Linked DNA regions of Mus musculus: regions 1, 2 and 3 are each linked to region 4. A link is a loop called in an ENCODE intact Hi-C map of the cell type or tissue named here. Cell type or tissue: left cerebral cortex. All regions are shown on one strand. Region 1 overlaps Bmerb1 (bMERB domain containing 1). Region 2 overlaps Bmerb1 (bMERB domain containing 1). Region 3 overlaps Bmerb1 (bMERB domain containing 1). Region 4 holds the start of Ifitm7 (interferon induced transmembrane protein 7).

Region 1 (2,500 bases), 80 kb before region 4:
CCTCTCTAGGTTATCTTTGGCGAGGAGGGTCCCTGTGGAATCGCGGTCTGTAACCCCGATACAGATTCTGTCTCACCTTGCTCTCTGGCACCTTGGCTGTCTGCACCCTCCATCACTTCTCCTTGCACAGTGGGGTTGGAATACTGTGGTTGCTGCGCATAGGGTCTCCACATGTAGTAAGGTGGAAACCTTTGCCTGCATTCTTTTTCCCATTTTCATTATTCTGGTAATTTTCCTGGCAATTGCGTGGAGGGCCCTCTGACATGGATAACATCTATAATGGTTACGGTCTGCTGCGTATTTACTGCCTTGAACTGGAACTCCACCAGGGCCTGTAACATTTGCTGCCTCCGCATCTTTTATTCCTTCAACCACATCAAACTCCACAGTCTCTCCATCTCCTACACTGCGAAGGTACTTCCTAGGGATATTCTTCTTTATGGCAGTCTGGTGTACAAATTCGTCTTCCTTGGTGTCATTCCTGTTGATGAAACTGTATCTGTTCTTTACATTGAACCATTTTACTGTTCCCAAAACCTTCGTTGCGATGACCTTCTTGCCCCTGCTGGCAGGCACCACCGGGCCGCCACTACCCGCGCGGAGCTGGGCTTGGTGTCGGTGGTGCTGAGGGCGGTGGCAGGGACGGCAGGTGGCTGGTGGGTCTTGGCCTAGCTGCTCATGGTTGCTGAGATGGTAACTGGGGCCTGCAGCAACAGCTGAGGCTCCTCCCAGGTGTGATGGCAACTAGGCCTGCAGCAGCCGTCTCAGTGCTCTCTGGGGTCCTGGGCACTTTCAATTTAACTGTGATTTACTCCACATAGGCAATCATCTTTAGATGACAAGGACATCCCAACCAAACCCCCTATATTGTGACTTGGTGATACCTTGTGGAAGAGCCACTTAAATGGCTCAAAGCCATCTTGCTGCATTCCATTGGCACCCCTTGAGTCCTTCTCCTCAGACCCAAGTCTCAGAGGGATGATAAGGAAATTCCTGTTCTCCCAGTCATGGACAGGGTCATCTGTGAGACCCCGACTTAAAGCGTTTCTCCCTGAAAGGTAAAGCCCCTGGATGTTTCCCAAGCGTGTTTCCCCTGATCTCTAAAAATACAGCCAGAAAGAAGCTCTTTGTTCTCTATAGCCAGCAAAAAGCCTTTTTGTTTCTGTGCCTTACAGACAGAGATGCGATGATTGTGGGGAGACCTAGCCAGGCGCTTGTTTGGCTCCCTGTACCAAGGACATGGAGATAGATTCCACAGAGAAGAGCTGTAGCCAAACTCCTCCCAATTCCTCAGCTACTGTTAAAAGCCCCCTGCTGTTACTGCTTGGAGTTGAACTCCCCTGCCCTGTCCTCAGCTAGCTGACAATAAAGCCTCTTGCAGTTTGCATCAGGTGTGGTTTTCTTGAGTTATTGAGGTACCAGCCAGCTCATCCCTGGACTTGAGCGGAGGTCTCCCCAGTTTCGGGGGTCTCACAATACTTCCTACCTACCCCCTCCACCCCTGCCTGACTTTCGTGCTACCTATGGATGTTTTCCTGCATCCCCTCACCCCTTATCCATCTTCACCTATAACCCCTTTCTAAGTCCCCCTCATACCAGGTTAGATATCAAGGAAACCTTGAAGAGGGAGCATCTACTTCTAGGAGAGTCCCCACCTTACCTCTTTGTCAAACCTCTTCCATGGGCCCCCAAGATGGGGCCAAAGGGTGGCCCCTTTCATGATCTATACCTCATCTTTGACCAGTAACTTCTATAACTGGAAGAATCACAACATTTCTTTCTCAGAGAAACCCAGGATTTAATTTCTCTCCCGGAGACTATTTTCTATTCCTATCTATCAACTTGGGATGATTGTCAACAACTCCTGCAGACCTCTTTACCTCAGAGAAATGAAAACACACTGAGGAAGCCAGGGAATTAGTTACTTAACAAATTCTGAGACCACTGAGAAGGTTTTGCCATTCAAGCACCCAGATGGGGACCCTAACACAGCAGCAGGTAAGAGTCCTTTGAGATCTTTCACCAGACTCTCTTGGGATGTTTCTAAGTGGCTTCCAGCTGGCCTACAAATTTGTCAGAAGTTAGCCAGGTTACTTTGGGACGCAAGGAATCTCTCTTGGCCTGCAATCTCCCTGGAATGCCTCCTGGAAGCCTATTGGACTTACAGCTCCATAGATCCCAAAACAGAAGGAAACAGGAGGGCCACAAATATTGCCTTTGTGGCCCAGTCTGCCCCTAATATATATATAAAACCTTCAGAGATAGGGGCTTTGAAGGGGAAAAACCTGTTTAAATTGATTGAGGTTTCAACCCAAGTCTTTAATAACTGGGACACCCCAGATGATTGGCAGATGAAACATGGCTTGAGCTATGGTGGCTGCCTTCCAGAAACTAGAGGGTCCATTCCCAGGTTCAGATTTCAAAGGCAACAGGCCATTGATAAAGGGCAAGAGAAACCAATGTGCCAAATGTAAAGAACTATGGCATTGGAGGGAGATTG
Region 2 (2,500 bases), 88 kb before region 4:
ACTGACCTTGTTGGTTTGCTCGTGTGTAGGTAAGAACTCACCAGAGCTATAGCAAGTTCAACAGTCATGTCATGTCTGGAAGCTAGCATGTCATAGCACTCCTCCCAACCCTCCAACACTTACACTCTTTCCACCGCCTCTTCTGAGATGTTCCCTGGCCCAAGGGAGGAGGAGGAATGACCCTAGTTTTTGAGAAAGGGTCTCTCACTGAACATGGAGCTCATTGATTGGGTTAGATTGGCTGGAAGAAATTCCCTGAATGCACTTGTCTACACACCTCCCCCAGCACTGGGATTACAGACCAGCAATGCTGCATCCGGCTCCTCTCCACACCTTCCCAGTATTGGGATTATAGACCTGCAATAAACTCAGGTCTTCACACTTACATGGCAAGCACTCTGATGACCAAGCCATTCCCCTGCCCCTTCTCTGTACTGTTTATTTTCATTTTTAATGGTGAGTTTGTATTAATTAATTATAAGTCTGTACTATTACTACTACTACTACTACTACTACTACTATTGTTACTACTATTACTACTATTACTACTACTAATAACAATAATAATAATAATAATATATGTATATGAATGTATGTGTACATGTGTGATGCTAGAGATGAAATCCAGGGCTTTGCTCAAACTAAAGAAATGTTCTCCCATTGAGATACGCAACCAACTCAGCTCTTATCTGGATAGTTTTGAAAAACTTGAATATTTTTAATTTCATGGGCCACTCCTTTCTTTGGAGACCACTATCATCACACTGGCCTCAGCAGAACCCCTCCATTCTCTGGCTTTTTTTTTTTTTTGGCCTCACCTTTAGTTAGAGTGCTTGGGTTCTGGCCACTCTCATAGATTCTATAAGCCATGAGCTATGACCCCATATCTTCCCAATCTTTGACCAAACCTTTCCTAAGTCATAGCACTTTTGCCTCTCAAATTAATTCCTATGCAGCCTTCAAGACATTCCAGTGCTCCTTCTGGAACCTTCTCTATGCTCCCAGGCTAGTTCAGTTCCTCCCCCTTCAGTTTTGTGTTTCTTCAGACTGTAACCTCCTTAGAGGGATTCAACTTCTTTGTTTCCTGCATGGCACATCTCAGTCAATATGTGATTTTTTTTTTTTTAAAGAAAACAGGAAAGCTGGTAGGTGGGAAGAACACACAGTCCTGGATTCCACTGAAACAATGCAAAGGGAAAATTCCAAATCCTATGAGAGAGACACCAGGAGGATAATAACACCTATCAAAGGCAGTGAGTCACTCCGGGAGAAACACAGTTAACCACTGGTAGTTTAAGTAGTGCAGTTTTGCATTCTGTCAATGAGCTCCTGAGGTTGCTGCCTCTTCCCATGCCTTCCATGGTCCATCACCTGTTCCCTGTCTTGTCTCCCACATCCTCCATCCCCACTCCTAAAATCCACCCAACTCTCACACTAACACCAACAAAAGATAACACATAGTTGACAATGTCTTGCCAGCCTAAATCTGGTCCCATGTCTGGCGAATGCTCTCTGCTTGTAGGGCATGTATTCTCATTCTCTCTAGCAGTCTTAGAGAGGTTAAGTCAACCAAGATCATAGAGCTGGCAAGATTCTAGAGACAATTCAGGGACAATTGCTACTATAACACTGTGTGCATGTGTACCCAGATATCTTCTTCTTGTCTTTGTTCCATTTTTGTTGTCATGGGCCTTTTAAAAGACTCGGGAATTAGGCCAGGTGTAGTGATCCACCCAGGCATAGCTCTGTGAGTTTGAGGCTAATCAGGTCTACACAGTGAGTTCCAGAATAGCAAGAACTACATAGAGAGACCCTGTATCACAAAACCCAAACCAAACAAACAAACAAGCAAACAAGCCAGGGGTTTTCTTGGCAGGATTAAAAAAATTTTGGAAAATATCCCATATTTTCTATCATCCCTCAAAACCTCTTCAGTGTTTGAAAAATGTTCTTGACATAGGCAATAAAATATTTCTCCCAGTTTTGTATAAGGATTTAGAGGGGGTGGAAATTAATGTATTCCAGGCTGGCCTCCAACTCCTTATGTAGCTGAGGCTGGCCTTGAACTCCTGATTCTCCTTCCTCTATCTTTCACGTGCTGAGATTGCCAGCCAGATAGCCAGATCCAGCTCTACCTTGTATATGACACACTTGGTAGAGAGCCATACTATTTTTAAAATTTTATTTGTAATTACACAAATCCCAAGTTAAATAACATTGTGGGCTTGGTCTGAGAATGGTCAGGGATGAAAAAGAGTCTCAACTGCAAGATACCAGATCTTCTGTCCCCTCCCACCTACTCCTGAAAAACTGGTAAACTGGGCCACTCTAGCTACAGAGTCTGGAGTCTGCCTCTACCAAAGCACAGAGGGTCCCTCTCTGAAGCTGTTGGCTATTTCCAGTCACCTCCTGCAAGTTTCATTAGAGTTGTTGCACTAACAGATGTAAAATTGCTTTGATGACATTTTGTTTTATTTTGTTTTGTTTTAATTCTTTGAGA
Region 3 (2,500 bases), 100 kb before region 4:
CAGCTCTGTAGCTATGGGAGTCTGGCAGGTGTTTTTACACAGTCCAGACCCAGAAACAGAGTGCTTGGGCAGGAACCTGGCACGTAGAACCCTTGAGTCCTGCCCCAACAGCTAGCTAGGCCCCACATCCCCAAAATCACATTATAACCTCCCACAACAGTGTCACAGCTCTCTGTGTCTACATGCTAACCACAGAAGCCTGTCAGAGCTCTCTGTGTCTACATGCTAACCACAGAAGCCTGTCACAGCTCTCTGTGTCTACATGTTAACCACAGAAGCCTGGCATTCGGGGTAGTTACATTTAAACCACAAGAGTCTGTGATGACGTTTGCAGAGATTGGCTTATGAGCTGCTGAACTGTCTAGGTGAGAAGTCCTGCCCTCTGTAGCAGAACTAGTCATCTGTAGGTGAGGACAGGAAAGAGGATGCAAAGGAGGAAGTTAAGGTTGTACATATACTTGCTCTGTTGCTATGTGTCTGTCAAAAGGAGAAATTAGGGGTTGTACACTCTCTCCATTGCTATTTGTCTATCTCTGTCTTTCTCTCAATCTCTCTCTCTTTTTCTTTGTCTCCCTCCCTCTGCTCTTAGGCATAACTCCAAAATTTTCACCTCTTAGATTCTGGATTTTGTACCATTGATACCTAGGGCCTGAGGCTTGTGGACAGAATCATCCACGTCCAGGTTCTGAAGCCTCCAGACACAGACAGAGTCATAATACTAACGCCCCCAGTGTAGTGTCCATTCTTGCAGGTTTAAAAGTACGCCGGTTATAAATATCATGTGACATTGTTACAAAATATTTTCACAATTTGTTCTTTTTACTATTTATGCCTTTTAGTTTATAATGATATATAATTCTACTTCAGAATATGTCTTGAAGATGATTCCCTGTTAGTGCATTCAAGTCAACTGATTTTTGTGGCTGCCCAGCATCCTGCTATATTGATATACTCCTCATACTAGGTTTTCTGTGACAAATTCCTAGACATAGAAGCAATATAAACATTTACATTTCAATAGGAATTCACAAACCCCTTCCAGGGCCTATTCAAGGGCTTTCCTACAATTCTGCAATGTATTGTAGTAAGGTGTGTGTTACAAAAAGAAAAAATTAATCCTGGCCTAAGATTTTAGTTCAGTTGATAGCATGCTCTCCTAACATGCACAAAGCCCTGGGTTTGATCCTCAGAACAACATAAAATGGGGGTGTTTGTGAACACGCATGTAATCTCAGAACTGGGATGTTGAGGCAAGAGGATCCGAGTTCGAGGTCAGTCTGGGTCAGATGAGACCATGTCTCAAGAACAATTTGTTTTAAAGTCAATTTGTCATTCTCATAAAAATTATTTTCAGTGGCTACCAGGAACTTCCCCTGCAGATTTCTAGGGTGTGCTCATTGATCATCTAGGTGGATTTTTAGGTTATCTGTGCTACCTGGGTCTCCACGGGGTTAACATAGATTTATGCAAGAATTTTTTTTAATGTGGGAAGATTCTGAGAAGCAGAATCACACTGAGTAAAAATGGCTTAACAGGTCAACGATAGCTGAGGCATCTTCAAGGCAGTTCCCAAAGTATATACAGTTTCAAAATGTGTATATTCACACCTGCATCTTCACTGAGCGTCTGCTGTGCTGGCCTCAGGCCTAAGCTCTGAGAAGTCACTACCAACAAGGCTCAGGCAGCATGAAGTTGACCTTTTGTCAGTACAGATAGATAACCACATGCTCACATATGTAGAAACGTCCCAGGATCTCCTCTTGCTCCTGAACACCAAAATCCACACATGCCCAAGTCTTGAAAATAAGACAGCCTAATGTCTGCATATAATCTCTATACATACTCCTAGGTATTTAAGTCACCTCTAGATAACTTATGATGCCCAATACAGTCAACACAGCCTAGATATTATATAATCAGGAATTATCCTCTCACTTAGGATATAATGACAAAAAGTTAAAAGGGTGGGCCCAGGGGCAGAGCTGGAGAGATGGCTCACTGGATAATAGCATGTACTAATCTTCCAGGGGATTAAACCTTGGGTCCCAAACCTGAATTAGGTGGCTTACAAACACCTATAACTTCAGCTCCATGGGATATGACATCCTTTTCTCACCTCCATGGGTGCCTGCACTCACATTAATAAGTGCATGCACAGACACACAACATAACTTTAAAATTTTAGTCTTATATGTTTATTTTTTGTGAGAAAGAGTCTTGCTATGTAACTCTATCCTGGAACTCACTATGTAGACCAGGCTGGCCCCAAACTTAGAGATCTTCCTGCCTTTTTCTCTCAAGCACTGGAATTATTATTATTTTTTAAATAAGTAAAAGTCTATAAATGCTTTATCTTATTATCATTATTTATTTATTTATTTATTTATTTATTTATTTTTGGTTTTTCGAGACAGGGTTTCTCTGTATAGCCCTGGCTGTCCTGGAACTCACTTTGTAGACCAGGCTGGTCTCGAACTCAGAAATCTGCCTGCCTCTGCCT
Region 4 (2,500 bases):
CCAGAACAGGAGGCAGAGTGGAGGACATTTGGAAGCTCCTAGAGTCAGGGACATCAATGACCTTAGACTTTCCAGATAGCCTCCACTGTTTGCAGAGTTTCAAGTATTGTGTCCAACAAATTGAAAGCAAAAGTCTTGGATTCATTTACAGATGTTTGTTGATACCAAAACACCAAAGAGAGAGCCAGTAAGTACAGAGGTCTGCTTCAAAACCGCTTTCAAGAGCTGAACCAAACCAAATCGTATCATTGAGTCAAGAGCTAACAGAGTGGGGGAGGGGGGTTGCACAGCGCTAACCTTGCCCTTTGCCTGCTCTTTCATCTCTCCTCTGACCCAAGAGGAGGTGGGACAATGCTGGAATTTCAGCTATGCTCTGAACCTCAAGGCTGAAAGAGCACACAGACACTCCCCCATTTCTGTATGTGGGGCTTTCAAAGCTGCCCTTGGCTCCTGCGCCCTCAAGCATCCTAACACTCTAGCGTTCCTCCTCCTGGGATGCAGGAAAGACGGTCCTTCGCAAAAGCTGCCTCCGGCTGCCGGATCTCGGACTCCTTAGTCCAGTACAGCTGGACTCCTAGCTTAGCTGCCTCGCGATTTCCAGAGGAGCCTCCCAGTACAGCCCAGCCCTGGAGGGTCCCCTCTTTTGTTTGTAGGGAGAACCTACAAACTGCTGTTGTGCAACACTGGAAGCCCAGCTGCGGGGGCGCTTCCCGTCTGCCAGCCTGCGTTCCGGTCTGCTCTAGGGGGCCCCAGTTCAGCACGCGAGTCCCCAACTGTCCCCACCCGTTCCCTGCCCGAACACTCACTTCCCAGTCCCTCCGCTTTCCATGCTGTCTCCTCCACCGCCCCATAACGCCTGAGAGGCTTCTCGGCTTCCAGATGAACAGACAGAGATTGCTTTAACTCCATTGCTGTTCCCCGCGGGCAGGTCCAGGGGTCTGGTTCACTCCATCCCTGCTGAAGGCTGCGGGGAGGAAGGCAGCTCAGATCGGCAGTGTTTTAATGGGCCCGGCGTTGCTGAGGAAGCTGCTCCATCTCTTCAATCTCCAGCACCTGAAAGCTCCCAACTGGTACCCAGGATGGGGGAGGGATGCATAACACATGCGCAATGGAAGCTGGAGGGGGGAGGTTTGGGGGCTGGGTAGGGAGAAAGAGGGACAGATGATAAACTCTCTAGAACAACAAAAACAAAAACAACTAAAATAAAATCACCCCCAAATGAAACAAGAATAAGGCACCTGCCCACACTGAAACCAGTAGATAGGCTTTCTGTGGATGGATCTAGCATTGTGGGTGACTGGGGATCTGTTAGAGGGCTGGTAGGTTTCAAGCGTGATTGGTGAGCCAGAACAGTATCTGTAGATGTGATGATCCTTCTTTGTAGACAAGCCCAAGTATGGACCGCTGCTTTCAGATTCTGTTGTTTGCAGTTATGTGCATGTTTTGAATATAAAAGGGGGACAGCAGCTACGTGTGTGTGTGTGTGTGTGTGTGTGTGTGTGTGTGTGTGTGTGTGTGTGTGTATGTACACCTGTGTCAATCCTGTGCATTTGTATGGAAAGGAACAAGAGAAGCAAATATTTTGTATATAAGGCCAACAAAGCTGTTCAGAACACTGATCTTTACAAACCTGGAAAATAATTGTGACCAAACATAACAGCAATAAAAAAAAAAAAAAAAAAAAAAAACCAGTGTCAGGACTGGCAACAGAGCTCAATTGGTATAACATTCACAGCCTAAGCATGAGGGTCCAAGTCTGATCTACAGGACAGAGCAGGCATTAAAAGAGCAGATACAGCCGGGCGTGGTGGCATGCGCCTTTAATCCCAGCACTCAGGAGGCAGAGGCAGGCGGATTTCTGAGTTCGAGGCCAGCCTGGTCTACAAAGTGAGCTCCAGGACAGCCAGGGCTATACAGAGAAACCCTGTCTCGAAAAACCAAAAACAACAACAACAAAAAAAAACCCAAAAAACAAACAAACAAAAAAAGAGCAGATACAGCTCTAGTCCCAATGCTAGGAGTGAAGGCAGGAGGAACCCCAGGGCTTGCTTGCCCCAAGACACCTTATACCAACTTCTGGCTTACACATGCACACTTTTTGGTTTTAATATAAAGTTAAGGGATGAGAATGCAGCTCAGTTGGCAGAATACTTGCATAATATGCACAAAGCCTTTGGGTCCTATCCCTAGAACTACATGAACCAGGCATGTGATTCTAGCACACAAGAAGAGGCAAGAGGATCTGAAATTCAAATTCATCCTTGGATATGTAGGGTGTTTGTATAGCAGCCTAGGTTACACAAAACCATGAATGAATGAATGAATGAACGAATGAAGTGTTATCAGCAGCTATTGATAAAAGTTAATACTACTTTTTGAATTACTGCTAAACATAGACCATTTCCCAATGTCTCTGTGAAACCTCACACTCCATTCCTGTCTGCTTTACAGAAGATAGAACTGAGGTACAGAGAGATCACTTACCGTATCTCCAAACTGC

Evidence for each region. Hi-C counts contacts between places; a loop is a spot of excess contacts. Peaks named below come from ENCODE experiments on the same cell type or tissue, not always from the same donor. Only the 100,000 strongest peaks of a DNase experiment are listed, where the experiment ranks them.
Region 1: a loop joins it to region 4, with 1.9 times the contacts of the local background. A loop is called at or near these places in 2 of 42 quality-filtered maps.
Region 2: a loop joins it to region 4, with 1.9 times the contacts of the local background. A loop is called at or near these places in 3 of 42 quality-filtered maps.
Region 3: it touches region 4 in a loop (2.4-fold over the local background); 3 of 42 quality-filtered maps call a loop at or near these places.

The regions. Positions count from the first base shown.
Region 1 is chr16:14,065,583-14,068,082 of GRCm38, reverse strand. All of the region lies in intron 2 of Bmerb1 (bMERB domain containing 1), which reads right to left. It also overlaps the pseudogene Gm15808. Among named protein-coding and RNA genes, the nearest start is that of Ifitm7, 80 kb to the right of the region's middle. In left cerebral cortex, no CTCF peak of the experiment used is centred here; a DNase peak (open chromatin) is centred at 1,133.
Region 2 is chr16:14,073,216-14,075,715 of GRCm38, reverse strand. The region is part of intron 2 of Bmerb1 (bMERB domain containing 1); the gene reads right to left. Among named protein-coding and RNA genes, the nearest start is that of Marf1, 85 kb to the left of the region's middle. In left cerebral cortex, no CTCF peak of the experiment used is centred here; a DNase peak (open chromatin) is centred at 1,363.
Region 3 is chr16:14,086,203-14,088,702 of GRCm38, reverse strand. The region is part of intron 2 of Bmerb1 (bMERB domain containing 1); the gene reads right to left. Among named protein-coding and RNA genes, the nearest start is that of Marf1, 72 kb to the left of the region's middle. In left cerebral cortex, no CTCF peak of the experiment used is centred here; no DNase peak of the experiment used is centred here.
Region 4 is chr16:13,985,200-13,987,699 of GRCm38, reverse strand. It overlaps Ifitm7 (interferon induced transmembrane protein 7), which reads left to right and starts at 833. Exons shown (of 3, transcript NM_001270718.1): 1 at 833-1,070. Bmerb1 (bMERB domain containing 1) reads right to left here and starts at 1,063. Exons shown (of 6, transcript NM_144518.3): 1 at 807-1,063. The coding sequence starts at 909. In left cerebral cortex, no CTCF peak of the experiment used is centred here; DNase peaks (open chromatin) are centred at 6, 530, 684 and 1,089; H3K4me3 peaks cover 1,443 bases; H3K27ac peaks cover 1,444 bases.